2 separate regions of the Homo sapiens genome follow, and region 2 is linked to region 1. Evidence: read pairs that join two places in POLR2A ChIA-PET (ENCODE). Cell type or tissue: OCI-LY7. All regions are shown on one strand.

What was found. ChIA-PET counts read pairs that join two places held together with the same protein. Peaks named below come from ENCODE experiments on the same cell type or tissue, not always from the same donor. Only the 100,000 strongest peaks of a DNase experiment are listed, where the experiment ranks them.
Region 2: POLR2A ChIA-PET joins it to region 1 with 5 read pairs; 2 of 35 experiments call an interaction of 5 or more read pairs at or near these places.

What each region holds. Positions count from the first base shown.
Region 1 is chr1:155,717,646-155,720,145 of GRCh38, forward strand. All of the region lies in intron 3 of DAP3 (death associated protein 3), which reads left to right. Among named protein-coding and RNA genes, the nearest start is that of DAP3, 30 kb to the left of the region's middle. In OCI-LY7, no CTCF peak of the experiment used is centred here; no DNase peak of the experiment used is centred here.
Region 2 is chr1:155,807,545-155,810,044 of GRCh38, forward strand. The region is part of intron 10 of GON4L (gon-4 like); the gene reads right to left. Among named protein-coding and RNA genes, the nearest start is that of GON4L, 48 kb to the right of the region's middle. In OCI-LY7, no CTCF peak of the experiment used is centred here; a DNase peak (open chromatin) is centred at 1,197; H3K27ac peaks cover 1,106 bases.

The DNA.
Region 1 (2,500 bases):
ATGGAGAGTACTAAAGAAATTAAACTACTTGCCCACAATTTTCTACCAGGGCAGGTTCAGAACCCAATTTTTCTAATAACCAATCTGGTGCTATTTTGCAGTTTTGTAAGTGGATTTCCTAGGGTCTGGAGAGGGAACTAACTTGGTTTGTTGTGAGAAGAGCAGCATTTAAAGTGAATTTTGTCTGCAGAAGCCAGGATTCCAGCAGTATCTAGTGTTGCATTTTCTAGTCCAGTTCCCCATTAGACTGGATATTGATTTCTTTTTGTTGCTGCCTCTCATAAATGAAATTAATTTGTGGTGTGTGCTGTAATGTTAGGAACCAATAGCTTTCTTTCCCTGCCCCTACCCTCTGAGTCTTCCCATCTTAATATAGTCTGTGTGGAAAGAAAAAGTAAACACCCATTACCCAAAACATGATCTCAGCAGGGTGTGTTTTAAATATATCTCTAGGCTTCGGCCATGCGGGGTGGCTCACGACTGTCATCCTAGCATTTTGGGAGGCCGAGGCAGGAGGATCACTTGAGGTCAGGAGTTCTAGACCAGCCTAGCCAACATGGCGAAAGCCTGTCTCTACTAAAAATACTAAAATTAGCTGGGTGTGGTGGCGGGCACCTGTAATCCCAGCTACTCAGGAGGCTGAGGCAGGAGAATTGCTTGAACCCAGGAGGCAGAAGTTGCAGTGAGCCAAGATCGCGCCACTGCACTCCAGGCTGGGCAAGAGAGCAAGACTCTGTCTTAAAAAGTATATATATATGGCTGAGTGAGGTGGCTCACGCCTGTAATCCCAGCATTTTGGGAAGCCAAGGCAGGCGGATCATGAGGTCAGGAGACTGAGACCATCCTGGCTAACACAGTGAGACCCCATCTCTACTAAAAATACAAAAAAAAATTAGTTGAGCATGGTGGCGGGCGCCTGTAGTCCTAGCTACTCGGGAGACTGAGGCAGGAGAATGGTATGAACCTGGAGGTGGAGCTTGCAGTGAGCTGAGATCGTGCTACTGCACTCCAGCCTGGGCGACAGTGCAAGACTCTGTCTCAAAAAAAAAAAAAGAAAGAAAGATAGATAGATAGATAGATAGATAGATAGATAGATAGATAGATATAGATATAGATGAAGATATATATATATACCATTCACCTCTTTTCACAAACACAAAATGAAGTAGAATAAATGAATCAAGCCACTGAAGTGTCTTTTCAGCTTTCTTTGTAATTGCAGTCCTTTTATCTGCCAATTCCTCTGGGGTTTCTATGGAAACAGCAGCATGCAGATGATCTTGTCACATGACTGGAGCATCTCTATACACAGCACAGAAGAATCCAGATGGCAAGAATTGTCTTTGCTACCCCTACATCTACGGTTTACTTTGATGAGCAATTGGCTTCATTATTTGGGCCACCACTTTTATATACATACTGGGTTTGAGGGCAGCAACCAGCATTCTTGGCTAAGATAAATGAGGCTGGGCACAGTAGCTTATGCCTGTAATCCCAGGACTTTGGGAGGCCTAGGTGGGAGGATCACTTGAGCTTAGGAGTTCTAGACTAGCCTAGGCAACATAGCAAGACCCTAACTCTAAAACAATTTTTTTTTTTTTTTTTTTGAGACAGAGTTTCACTCTTCTTGCCCAGGCTGGAGTGCAATGGCGCAGTCTCGTCTCACTGCAACCTCCACCTCCTGGGTTTAAATGATTTTCCTGTCTCAGCCTCCCAAGTAGCTGTGATTACAGGCATCCACCACCATGCCTGGCTAAGTTTTGTATTTTTAGTACAGATGGGGTTTTACCATGTTGGCCAGGCTGGTCTTGAATTCCTGACCTCAGGCAATCCGCTCACCTTGGCCTCCTAAAGTGCTGGGATTACAGGCATGAGCCACTGTGCCCAGCCAAAAAAATTTTCTTTTTCTTTTTCTTTTTTTTAGACGGAGCCTTGCTCTGTCACCCAGGCTGGAGTGCAGTGGCGTGATCTTGGCTCCCTGCATCCTCCACCTCCCGGGTTCAAGCAGTTCTCTGCCTCAGCCTCCCGAATAGCTGGGATTACAGGCGCCTGCCACCGTGCCTGGCTAATTTTTTGTATTTTTTGTAGAGACAGGCTTTCACCCTCTTGGCCAGGCTGGTCTTGAACTCCTGACCTCATAATCCACCCACCTTGGCCTCCCATAGTGCTGGGATGACAGGCATGAGCCACTGCACTCGGCCAAAAGTTTTTCAATTAGCAGTGCATAGTGGCATGCGCCTGTAGTCCCAGCTACTCGAGAGGTTTAGGTACAAGGATCACTTGAGCCCAGGAGGTCAAGGCTATAGTCAGCTGAGATCAGGCCACTGCACTCCAGTCTGGGCAACAGGCTTTCTCAAAACAATGGGAGATATCTTTTCCAGCTTTAAGAGATGAGTGGTCCAGGTGCAGTGGCTCACGCCTGTAATCCCAACACTGAGAGGCCAAAGTGGGAGGATCACTTGAGCTCAGGAGTTCAAGACCAACCTGGGCAACATAGCAA
Region 2 (2,500 bases), 90 kb after region 1:
ATACAAAAAATTAGCTGGGCATGGTGGCAGGCGCCTGTAGTCCCAGCTACTCAGGAGGCTGAGGCAGGACAATGGCATGAACCCGGGAGGCAGAGCTTGCAGTGAGCCGAGATCGCACTACTGCACTCCAGTCTGGGTGACAGAGCCAGACTCCGTCTCAAAAAAAAAAAAAAAAAAAAAAGAAAATCAGAAAGTGTGAGACCTCCATCTTTGTACTTTTTAAAGACTGTTTTGGCTATTCTGGGCCTGTGCAATTCCACATGAATTTTAGGATTAGACTGTTAATTTCCACAAAAATGGTAGCTGGGATTTGGATAGGGACTGCATTGAATCTGTAGATCAATTTGGGAAGCTCTCCCTAGACTACACTGCATCAACCTGCTAATGGGTTTCTGTTTACCCTCTTGCTTTACTCTAGTCCATTTCCCACACGTTAACCAAAAGGAATTTTTAACATTAATCCAAAAATATCACAAAAATCTTTTCTTATTTATTTATTTTTTTTTTTTTTTGAGATGGAGTCTCACTCTTTCCTAGACTGGAGTGCAGGGGCATGATCTCAGCTCACTGCAACCTCCACTCCCCACATTCAAGCGATTCTCCTGCCTCAGCCTCCTAAGTAACTGGGATTACAGGTGTGCGCCACCACACCCAGGACATTTTTTGTATTTTTTGTTAGAGATGGGGTTTTACCATGTTGGCCAGGCTGGTCTAGAACTCCTGACCTCAGGTGATCCACCCGCCTCGGCCTCCCAAAGTGCTGGGATTACAGGCATGAGCCACCACACTGGGCATCTGTTCTAATGTTTAAAATAAAATCTACACCCCTTATCATGGTTTCCTAAGACCTTCATGATCTAGCTCTTGCCTTGCTCTCTGACCTCATTTCTACCTCTTTTTCACGATCCCACCCTTCATGTAGTTTCTGTTCCTTAACCATGCCAAGGTTGTTTCTATCTTAGCGACTTAGAATGTGCTGTTTCTTCCATATGGAGCACTTTTTCTCCCCAGATCTTTTACATGCCTGGCTTCCTCTCATTCGGATCTCAGTTTAAATGCCATCTCCTCAAAGAGGCCTTTTTTCTTTTTGTTTTTTGTTTTTTTGACAGTCTTGCTCTGTGGCCCAGGCTAGAGTGCTGTAGCATGATCACAGCTCACTGCAGCCTCGATCTCCTAGGCTCAGCCTCCCAAGTAGCTGAGGCTACAGGTGTGTAACAGGATGCCCAGCTAAGTTTTGTGTTTTTTTTGGTAGGGACAAGGTCTCACTAGGTTACCCAGGCTTGTCTTGACCTCCTGGGCTCAAGTGATCCACTCTCCTTGGCCTCCTAAAGTGTTGGGATTATGGACATAAGCCACCAAACCGGACCCTGTTTTTTAAAATTTTTTTTAAAAAAGTTCTCATACTATTACCCATGCTGGAGTATAGGGGTGCAGTCATGGCTCACTGTAGTCTCAAGCTCCCAGGCTTAATCAATCCTCCTGCTTCAGCCACCAAGCAGCTAAGAATACAGGCATGCGCCACCACACCTATATAATTTTTCTGAGTTTTTGGAGAGATGGAGTCTCACTATATTGCCTAGGCTGGTCTCAAACTCCTAGCCTCAAGCAATCTTCTAGCCTAGGACTCCCAAAGTGATGGAATTACAGCCAAGGAGGTCTTTTTTGATCAGCCTATCTAAAGTTCTCTGACAGGAAGTTTCATATTTCCTCATTTTAATTTAGTTCATAGCACTTAACCACATCCGAATTTACTTGTTTATATGTTTATAGTCTATCTCTCCTCAACAGACTAAGTTCCATGAAGAACAATTTTTTCTGTCTTCTACACTGTTGTTTCTCAACTTCAACCATTCAGTATGTGTTTGGTAAATAAATGATTACATAAAAAACTATTACTGCTCCTACTACTACATACTCCAAAGCATGGTGATTAAATGACTCAGAGCTATTCCATTCAATATTCTATTTTTAATTATATACTTATATATAATTATAAATTATATACTTATAAATTATATACTTATATATACTTATAAATTATATACTTATATATACTTATAAATTATATACTTATATATACTTATAAATTATATACTTATATATACTTATAAATTATATACTTATATATACTTATAAATTATATACTTATATATACTTATAAATTATATACTTATATATACTTATAAATTATATACTTATATATACTTATAAATTATATACTTATATATAATTATAAATTATATACTTATATATAATTATAAATTATATACTTATATATAATTATAAATTATATACTTATATATAATTATAAATTATATACTTATATATAATTATAAATTATATACATATATATAATTATAAATTATATACATATATAATTATAAATTATATACATATATAATTATAAATTATATACATATATAATTATAAATTATATATATATATAATTATATATATATATATATTTTTGAAATGTAGTCTTGCTCTGTCACCCAGGCTG